Linked DNA regions of Homo sapiens: region 2 is linked to region 1. Evidence: read pairs that join two places in POLR2A ChIA-PET (ENCODE). Cell type or tissue: GM12878. All regions are shown on one strand. Links, peaks and the distances in the headings refer to the core of each region. The heading gives the core; the rest is flanking DNA.

What was found. Peaks named below come from ENCODE experiments on the same cell type or tissue, not always from the same donor. Only the 100,000 strongest peaks of a DNase experiment are listed, where the experiment ranks them.
Region 2: POLR2A ChIA-PET joins it to region 1 with 5 read pairs; 2 of 35 experiments call an interaction of 5 or more read pairs at or near these places.

What each region holds. Positions count from the first base shown.
Region 1 is chr10:50,070,950-50,075,949 of GRCh38, reverse strand. The region is part of intron 3 of WASHC2A (WASH complex subunit 2A); the gene reads right to left. Among named protein-coding and RNA genes, the nearest start is that of WASHC2A, 5.5 kb to the right of the region's middle. In GM12878, for the core only: a CTCF peak has its summit at 198 (motif pointing right); no DNase peak of the experiment used is centred there.
Region 2 is chr10:50,383,784-50,389,818 of GRCh38, reverse strand. All of the region lies in intron 6 of SGMS1 (sphingomyelin synthase 1), which reads left to right. Among named protein-coding and RNA genes, the nearest start is that of ASAH2, 140 kb to the right of the region's middle. In GM12878, for the core only: no CTCF peak of the experiment used is centred there; no DNase peak of the experiment used is centred there; H3K27ac peaks cover 1,137 bases.

The sequences.
Region 1 (5,000 bases), core at 1-5,000:
AGACTGAAACTCTATTTCAAAAAAATAAATAAATAAGTAAAAGATAATCCTCAAATTCACACAGAAAAGTAAAAAGCCAAAGATTGATAACCATGACAATTCTGAATAAAAAGAGATTATGGGGACTTGCCCTAATAAGACATTAGAAATCTGCAGTATTTAAGATTATGATACTGGCAAACAGCAGAGAAACAAAACAAACAGCAGAGGGCAGAAACAGACCCACAATTCCATGGAGGCCTGATTTTATTTTCACATAAACACACACAAACGTTCATACATAATAGTCAATGAAGAAAAGAACAACTACACAATAAAGGTTATCTATAAGGGATAAAAATGAAATCCCTCTCTAGGTAAAAAGAATAAAAAGTTGGCCAGGCATGGTGGCGAACACCTGTGGTCCTAGCCAGCTATTCAGGAGGCTGAGATGGGAGGATGGCTTGAGCCCAGGAGTTTGAGGCTGCAGTGAGCTGTCTCCACCACTGAACTCCAGCCTGGGCAACAGAGGGAGATCCTGTCTCAAAAACAAAAAAAGAATAAAAAGGCAGAGATACCAAGGAATCCCCACCCAAAATGATTAGAGTTAAGGACGAATATGGTGGGTAGGCACCTTTGAAGCAAATGTGGCAAGATACAAAACCACTGATGCTAGGTGCTACATTTTCTTAGCACTTGTGGTTTCTCTCTGAACTTTTCTATTTATTTATGAAACATTTATGAAATTTATGAAACATTTCATAAATAACATTTAATATTAGAAGATTATTAAATAAATTATGATACGGTTTAAGAACAAAAAAATTATATTCACAAAAGTCTCAAAGATGGGTTAAATAAGTTCACATTAAGAAAAAAAGTAGGCTGCAAATGTAAATACACACACACACACACATACCGTCATCTAGAAAAGGTTAAAGTTAAAAAACAAGAACAGAAAAAAATACACTGAAAAGTTCAATGGTTGGTTAATTTGGGGTAGCTGATTTTTTGTAGGTTCAATTATTTATTTATTTATTTATTATTATTTTTTTGAGACGGAGTCTTGCTCTGTCACCCTGGCTGAAGTGCAGTGGCAGGATCTCGGCTCACTGCAAGCTCTGCCTCCCGGGTTCACGCCCTTCTCCTGCCTCAAGCTCCCGAGTAGCTGGGACTACAGGCGCCTGCCACCACGCCTGGCTAATTTTTTTGTATTTTTTAGTAAAGACGGAGCTTCACCGTGTTAGTCAGGATGGTCTCAATCTCCTGACCTCGTGATCCGCCCACCTCGGCCTCCCAAAGTGCTACAGGCGTGAGCCACCGCACCCGGCCTACTGTAGGTTCAATTCTTTTAAGCCTGATGTCTGCATGGGAAATGGACTTAGAATATATGTGCTAAACCTTGAGAGGCTCCCCTCAAGCTGAGGAAATTTCACATGATTTTTCTTTTTCTTACTTTTCCTAATTGCTCTATAAAGATCAGGGATTACTTTGGTAATTTTCAAAGTCAGGACTCCAAAAAGTTAAGTAAATCTCAAAAGTGAGACTTTAAGACCTGGCAGCTACCATGGTTACCTATCAGCAGCCTGCAGCTGGAAAGCCAAACATGACATCTAAGAAACCTAAACCCATGGGACCTAAAGCCCATGGGATCTTTTCAGGGTGAGCAGGACTATGCATCCTCAACTACTTCATATCCAGCAGATAACCAATGCTAACTTCTTTCATCCTCACCTGCTAAACTCACAGCTTCATGTGTTTTGTGATCAATTTACAGTCAGATAGCTATACCCAGGACTGTTAAATATCTTTGGTATTGCTCCTCATCTGGGGAGACAGGGTAAAAGGGGAAAGAGGGGAACTGGGGAAAAAGGGACCAGGGCTGGAGAGTAACAGACTATACACAGCCCTGGTCCCCTTTCATTTATGCGTACTCTCATTCATTCAAATATTCACTGGATCCCTAAATATCAGGCTTGTGCTGGACCCCTCAAATATAGTTGTTGTTAAAAATATGGGGCTTGATTTAGCGGGAGGGTCCAACTCATCAAATCCCATCAATAATTGTAAAATTACAATTGTAAGAAGTCTACTAAAGAATGTGATGCTTCAGCTGCTTTTATCCAGGGGGTGTGCCTAGTGCAGAGGGTCCAGGAGGAAGTAATATAATTGAGCAGAGACCTAGAAGACAGACAGATGTCAATCAAAGGGTAGAGGCATAGGAAGCAATGTAAGCAAAGGCCCCGTAGCAGCAGGGCATATGGCATCTCCAAGGAATGAGAAGGCTGGAGTGTCAAAAGCAAGGGGCATTATGTAAAATAAAGCAGGTCTAGGGGGAGAGGGAAAAACCTGTGCAGGAAATTATATGTTAATAACGCTTTTGGGCTTTACCTCCTTCTCTCTAATTGCTGAGTACTTGACAGTTTCAGCAACTCCATCTGTTTCTTCAATAGAAAAGTAGAAAAGGAGGGAAAAATGACCAAAATTCAGCTTTTATAAATCAACAGGAAGATGATCTGGAAAATTAACCAATTTATGCCTAGTGTCCCATTATTGGAACACTAAGCTTGTCAGAGTTATGTATATCCTACTGCTCAAGGTCATTGCCAAGATCTGGCTTTTCACAAAAAAAATTCTAACCTTGGGCATAAACAGGTTAATTTGTTTCATTCTGGAATTTTTTTTTTAATTTTACAAAGCTAAGATTTGGAAACAATTGACTTTAAAAAGAAAAAATCCTCCCTCACCAGTTCATTTAACAAACTAAAGTCATTAACTATGGCACTTGCTATTTCAGGATCCAATTCCTAAATTAACAGATAATTAAGGCTTTAGAATTGTGTTGCCTTCTAATTAGACACTAGAACACTGGCCAATGTTAATTAGTATTTCTTCTCCCTCCAAGTCCCCTCTTGAGCCTTTACTAATGGTATTAATTTCTCTTGCCCTAAAAAGTCCTGACTGTTCTCGCCCTAGAAAGTCTGGATTGTTTCACTAACTTTATAATATAGTTTGCAACTTTGTGGCTGCCCCTGAGGCTAATTAATAAGACCCAGAAACCTATCTGACTTTGAATGTTTCTGATAAATTACCATGAAACCAAATGGCACCATAATTCAAGCTGGAATTGTAACACCTAAGTACTGATGTCAGGGATTGAAAATAAAACATTAAAAAGCCAGATTGCCGGGTATGGTGGCTCACACCTGTAATCCCAGCACTTGGGAGGCCAAGGCGGGTGGATCATGAGGTCAGGAGATCGAGACCATCCTGGCTAACACGGTGAAACCCCATCTCTACTAAAAATGCAAAAAAAATTAGCCAGGTGTGGTGGCGGGTGCCTGTCATCCCAGCTACTCAGGAGGCTGAGTCAGGAGAATGGCGTGAACCCGGGAGGTAGAGCTTGCAGTGGGCTGAGATTGCACCACTGCACTCCAGTCTGGGCGACAGAGTGAGACTCCGTCTCAAAAAAAAAAAAAAAAAAAAAAAGCCAGATCACTTACAAATATATATCAGCAACTATATTTTTTCAGAGTTTTATTAAGCATTAGCTGTTTTCTCAGTATTATCATGCTTTGCCACAAATTAAAAAAACCTATAGCATGTGGCCTTATAGAAGGTCTGGGAAGTAATTAAGATTTGGCAGCGGCAACCAGCACATCCGGAGAAGAGTTCTGGCTGCAGACTGGAAGGCGAAGGGGCATCAAGACTTAACACTAAGGGCCGAGCGCAGTGGCTCGCGCCTGTAATCCTAGCACTTTGGGAGGCTGAAGTAGGATAACTGCTTGAACCCGGGAGGCGGAGGTTGCAATGGGCAGATCGCTTGAGGTCAGAAGTTCAAAAGCAGACTCACCAACATGGTGAAACCCCATCTCTACTAAAAATAGAAAAAAAATTAGCCAGGCCTGGTGGCGGGAGCCTGTAATCCCAACTACATGGGAGGTGTGGGCAGGAGAATTGCTTGAACACGGGAGGCGGATGTTGCAGTGAGCCGAGATGGTGTCACTGCACTCCAGCCTGGATGACAGAGCAAGACTCTGTCTCGGAAGAAAAAAAAAAAAAAGCTAAGGCTAAAGGGATGGAGAGATGGATGGAAAACAGGAAATCCCCAGTATTGGACAGAAATAAAGAACAATTACCAAAACACAATAAAACAAAACCAAAAAAACTCCACAAAAACTACAACATGGAAAACTCAGAATCTACGAAAACTTGGCTAGAAAAGAGCTGGAGAAAAGATAAGACCTAAGACTGTGATTGAGAAAAATTGTATGATGTTCCCCATTTCTTCCCACTGAAGTATTGATCTGGTACCAATCTAGTACCAATCTGGTACAAGCACACTGGGTACAAAGTAAACTTCCCTTGCCGGGCGCCGTGGCTCAGGCCTGTAATCCCAGCACTTTGGGAGGCCGAGGTGGGCGGATCACGAGGTCAGGAGATCGAGATCATCCTGGCTAACTCGGTGAAACCCCGTCTCTTCTAAAAATACAAAAAATTAGCCAGGCGTGGTGGCACGCGCCTGTAGTCCCAGCTACTTGGAAGGCTGAGGCAGGAGAATGGCGTGAACCCGGGAGGCGGAGCTTGCAGTGAGCGGAGATCGCACCACTGCACTCCAGCCTGGGTGACAGAGTGAGACTCCATCTCAAAAAAAAAAAGAAACTTCCCAAATCCTTTGGGACTCTGGTGCTGCAGCACTGACTGCAGAGAAGTGCTGACTACCTGATCCAGCAAGAAAAGTACAGAATGAAAAGAACAGGAGTGCTTAAAAGGACACCAAATTAATCTTGATGAAAACATTATGGGGCTGTGCACACCAGAGAAGTTGAGTCTAGAGTCCCTGACTTTTCCAGTGAGATAGTCAGGACCAAGCATGGACATTCTGTGTAAACAATCAGAAAACTACTGATTTTACTTGAATACTTTTTTTTTTTTTTTGAGACGGAGTTTCGCTCTTATTGCCCAGGCTGGAGTACAATGGCAGGATCTCGGCTCACCGCAACCTCCGCCTCCCAGGTTCA
Region 2 (6,035 bases), core at 526-5,525, 310 kb before region 1:
ATTTTTGTACAAACAAAAAGCTTCATAGAAAGTCTAATGAGATTTGGGACTTGTTGGAGATTTTATGTTTTGTGGGCATAGCTAGGCTGAATTAGCCAGTTATGGTCAGGGGGCTACCAAAGAACCTTTTCATAAATGGAAATTGGTAGAGCCTGATGAGACATCAGAGGCCTTTATTTTAGTGGCTGTGTGCATGTGGGGATGGCCAGGAAGAGGAGAAAATAGCAAAGTGGAATATTTTTATTTCACTGGGAAGTTGCTCTCATAGCCTAGTCTCAGCCTTGCTGGTGTGTGCCTTGTGATCTTAAGTAAAACACTTTGATTTGATGGCCCCAGTCTGTGTATAATTTGAGGCTTTAACTAGAACCTGCGACTTTCACATTGGGTACTTGACCTCCCCCCAGATACAAGGTGGTAAGCCAAGAAGTATGAGGTAACTTGCTAAATACAGCATATATTTTTTAAAGATTTAGGCAAAGATTGGTTTTTATATTAGTACAGCCATGACTATATTATTAGAGCAAAGCACAAAATTTACATGTAGTTTTAAGGTAAACTATAAACATAAAAAACTGCACCTTTTATTAGAGCCCCTTGGGATGATGCACCTAGACATTCAGGTGGCTGTTTTTGACCTCTACCCATAGTATTCTTGGGAGAAAATATTCAGGAAGACAGTTGATATTTTTTAAAATAAATTTCATTGTATATATTTAAGGTATATGACATGATGTTATAGGCTACATATAGATAGTAAAACAATTACTATAGTGAAACTATCATTTCATATGTTACTCAATTTTTGTTTTTGTGGCAAAAGGAGCTAAAAATTTACTCATTTAGTAAGAATCCCATATACAGTATGATTTTATTACCTATCATCCTCATATTGTACATCGGCGCTCTAGACTTGTTTGCCGGTTGCTAGATGACATCCAAAATCTTATTTCACTCTTAGTTTATATCATTCCTATCTAAGAACTGATCATGGATGCCTTTTCATCTTAATAATCAGGTGTTTTGTTTTATTATTGTTTTATGTAGTAGGTTATTTAAAACAGCATGTGCCATCTAAGTAGTGTAATTCCAATTATGTTAAAATATATAGGCCCACTTTTTCCATTTATTCTACAGTACATATCAAGCGCTCGCTATATGTGAGGCACTCTTTTGGACTTCTGTTTTTGTTTTTTGTTTTATTTCTTTTTGAGACAGTCTCGCTCTGTCGCCCAGGCTGGAGTGCAGTGGTGCGAACTTAGCTCGCTGCAGCCTCTGCCTCCTGAGTATCTAGGATTACAGGCACCCACCATCATGCCTGGCAAATTTTTTTTTTTTTTTTTTTTTTTTAGTAGAGACAGGGTTTTGCAATATTGACCAGGCTGCTCTTGAACTTCTGGCCTCAAGTGATCTGTCCACTTCTTCTTCCCAAAGTGCTGGGATTACAGGCATGAGCCACCATACCCAGCCTCTTTTGGGCTTTTAAGGAGTACATTTGCTTTGTTTAAATATTTAATTAAATTGTTAACATTTTGAGTACATAACAAATTCACATGGTTCAAAATTCAAATGGCATGAAAAGATACATAATGTCAAGTGTACCTCCCACCCTTGCCATCCAGGTCTACTTCCTGGAGATAGTGGATGTTGCTTTCAAAGCCTTCAAGTGATATTGTATGTTTTTATTACCAAATATGTACATATCTCCTTCCTTCCCTCTCTTACACAAATGGTAGCATATGTTAAATCAAGTTTAGTCTAAAGCTGCCTCCTTAAATATTTTAAGTTCAGTGTAAAGGTTTCTCTGTATATAGTGAACTGTACCTAAATGCAGGTGTAAACAGACTGTAACCTACTCTTGTGCCAATCACCAATTTTTGGTCAATCAAAGGGGGCCAATTGTTCAAACTGTATTCAAATAAGGCAAACACTAAGCTGTAACCACTCCAGCTGTTTCTGTACCTCACTTCCACTTTCTGTACATCACTTTCCTTTTTCTCTCTATAAATCTTCCACCATGTGGCTGTGCTGGAGTCTCTGAGCCTACCGTGGCTTGGGAGGCTGCTTGATTCATGAATCGTTCTTTGCTCAATTAACCTCTGTTAAATTTAATTTAGCTAAGGATTTTCTTTTAGCATATACAATACCTATGAATCTGCCGCCTTGCTTTTTTCATTTGACAATTAGATTTGTCCTGAAGGATATATACCTGTTAGCACTGGTTATCTCTGAAAGATAAGATGGAGGAGGCTTGGCTTGCGGTGTCTGTTTATCTGTCTGTCTATGTATTTAACTTTCTGTATTTCTGTATTGCCTGAATCTTCTTACAGGGAGAATATTGCCTTTTCGATAAAGAGGGAAAGTCCTTTTTGAAAAAAGAGATAGCGTAAGGTAATTAAATCCACACAAACACATATAAATCGGATCTTTGATTTTTCTAATAGCTCCCTCCATGGTGGAAGTTTTGGAGGAAGTGGGTGTATGTGTTTGTGGAAGGCTTTTTGACCTGGGATAGGGAGTGAGCAGGGGAAGTCTCTGAAAGAACCCCCAAGGAATGCTTTTATAACTTTGCCTTAATGGTTAAGGAAAGTGAAACTACATGGATTTCCCCCTTTAGGCAGCATTTGTCTCCAGGTGTGGTAACTCATTTTAAGGAACTGAAAACACATTCCAGAATCTTCTATCAGCATCATCGATGGTATCCCCAGTTGGAGGTGCACTACTCAGTTGGGGAGCACACAGGCTTTGGAGCCTATTGTTGGGACTCCTCCGCTCAACATGTGACCCTTTGTAGGGCACTTGACCTTGAGTACCAGGTTGCTTGGTACCATTTGACCTTGAGTACCAGGAACCTTGAGTACCTAGGTTCCTCACCTGTCAATAGATATTCATTTATCCCTTTTTGTAGAATTGCTTTGAATTTAGTGAGCTTATACTTTTAAAAAGCTCGGGTCATAGTAGGCTTTCAGTACGTGTTAGCTATTATCATCACCCTCCTTGCTAGGCAGAGCAGGACAGTGGGGAATTGATGTTTCCTCCCCTCCATCTCACAGGTGGGGCAGGGGTGTGCTGAGAAGAGAACTTGGGACTCTTGGCCCCTGTTCAATTCTCTGCTTAACCTGCTAGGCAATTTGGGCCTCTGAAAATTCAGTAATCCTCATAGCAACTTAGACGTCACCTGGGCCTGTGGTCCCCTTCCTAGCCTAGGAGCCAGAGCATGAAGCTCCATCTGTCACATTGGTTTGTTCAGAGAACTACACATGCGTTTTATTTTAGCAGCATACAGGTTCCCACTTAGGCATTGAGAGGACATAGGAAGCTGTTTAACTTCCTAGTCTTTAAGGTGTGGACGCTGAAGAGCTTAGCTAGTAATGACAGTATCCTGTAGAAAAAGCTATGGCATCACATACTGATTTTCTAATTACTTCAACCCATAAGGATGCTATAATGCTTTTGTAAATTACCGTCTAAGCTATATGAAGTAATGCATTCCATCCTGCAGTGCAGTAAATGTTACTATACTCTTGTAAGTAGTGGCATGTGTTTCCAAAGTTGAGGTTAAATCCAGAAAGGCTGCGACACAATAATTAGTTTTATAATTCTTCATGCAGACTGATGGAGAAGTCTTTACAATTTTGACTTGCCTCTTAAGACCCCTCTAGGGTTAGTTTCACATTTATTTTCCAGTTTCTTCAGTGTTAGATTTCTATTTTAAAAGGCGGGATTATTTCATAACATAACTACCATGTGTTAGGCATCGCAGAATTGCCATCTGATAATCTAAACTCAAGTACAACAGCAAAGACAGCTGCAGAAGAAAAATTTTTGATGTCCTATGTCATAGCCTAAAAAGCCCCACAAGAGGGTCTAGCAAGCAGAGGATAGTAGTTTTACAGGAGAGAACAAGTGAGACAGAGCCCTTCACAGCACATAACAGGGGTTCGGCTCTTGCATCATCTGGTTAATGTGCTAGAAATCAAGCATGAATGCCTTTTGTGTTCTCAAGCTCTAATTGCAAAACTTGTTTATCCAAGGAAAAAATAAAATGAAACAAGAGAGACATGCCATTGGCTGTCACACGGCCAAGGTTCTCCCATGCCTTCCTAGCTCATCTGACATCTTCCTCTCCTACTCCCAGCATGCCCCTAAGTCACCTTTTTTTTTGTAATCAGATCTCAGGTTCCTTTATCTTAGTTCATAGTGATTATTTCGCAGAACATGACAACTCGCTTAAAAGAACAGTGATTGATTTCATGGAGCACTTATAAAACATAGGTACTGAGTACTTTTACATATGTTATTTCATTTAACCTTTATGGTAACTTGATTAAAACTTTGTAACTTTTCAGGTAGCTTTGTTTTTGTGGTACACTGAAGGAAAGAGGACTAGGGAAGTTAAAAACCTTTCCCATGATCACATGGCAGAAACTGGGAGAGTGAGAACTGGAATCCAAGTCTACCTGATTCAAAACTTGTTCTTAGTCTGAACTTTACCATAATAATAGCTGCCATTTATTGAAGACCTACTGTTTTCTAGGACCTGTAAAAAAACAACTCTCTGAGGTTACTAACTTAAACAATGGATCAAAGTTAGTGTTACCAGTAATGGGGCAGATGGATAGCTTCTGTTCTTTGATATGATCAGAGTGGAACACAACATTACTTCTGGGGCATTCTTGCCAAAAATGCATAACCTCAATTTAATCAAGAGAAAACATCAGAGAAACCCAAACTGGAGATATTCGGTAAAAAAAAACTAGCACCCTTCAACTGTCAGGGTCATGAAAGGTGAAGAAAGATTGAGGAACTGCCACGTATTAGCAGAGACTAAGGGGACACTAAATAATTGTGGGAACAGAGAAAAGGCTATTAGAGGGGAAATTTGTGAAATTAAAAAGAAGATATGTCATTTAGTTAACAGAATTCTAACCATGTTAATTCCTTGGTTTTGATCATTGTACTATCCTCATCTAAGTTGATAATATAAAGGACTCTGGGTGAAGGGTATGCCTCAGTTTTTTGTACTATTGCAGCTTCTCTTTAAACCTAAAATTATTTCAAAATAGAAAGTAGGCCGGGCACAGTGGGTCATGACAGTAATAACAGCACTTTGGGAGGCTGAGGCAAGAGGATTGTTTGAGCCCAGAAGTTCGAGACCAGGCTGGGCAACAGAGTGAGAACTCTTCTCTACAAAAATAAAATTAAAAATAACCTGGCATGGTGGCACACACCTGTAGTCCCCAACACTCCAGAGGCTGAGGTGGGAGACTGCTGAGCTGTGATTGCACCACTTGCATTTCAGAGAAAAGAAAAGAGAAAGGAAGGCAAGCAGGGATGGAGGGAAGGAGGGAAGGAAGGAAGGAAGGAGAGAAAGAGAGGAAAGAGGGAGGAAGAGGGAAAGGAGAAAGAAGGAAGGAAAGGAGAGAGAGAGAGAGAAAAAGAAAGAGAGAAAGAAAGTAAGTTAGAAAAAGTTTAAAAATCTATCTGAGGTTGATATTATTTATTTTCATTTTAGGATAAAGAAACAAAAGGCTCAAATGTTAGATAACTTACTCAAGATCATACAAATGGTAATCATTAGTGAGTGAAGGAAGAAAAAATCTTAATAGTCTTGGAGATTCCAAGGCCCATGTGTCTTAGTTCATTCCGTCTTCTATAACAAAACACCATAGACTGGGTGGCGTATAAACAATTGAAATTTGTTTCTCAGAGTTCTGGAGGCTAGAAAGTCCATGATCCAGGTGCTAGCTGATTCCCTCCTTCTCCTGGACAGCTGTCTTCTCACTGTACTCTCATGTGGCAGAAGGGTTGAAGAAGTCCTCTAGGGTCTCCTTTATAAGGGCACTGATCCCATTCATGATGGCTCTGCTATCATGATCTAATTATCCCCAAAAGGTCTATATTCAGTGTATAGCACCACATTAACTGCTATGCTTTATAGCTACCTCGTTTTAAATATTACTAAACATAGCCCTAGCCCTGAGCCAAAGCCCCTTTCTATTACATAGTCTTTATTTTATACTGAAAAAATGGCATCT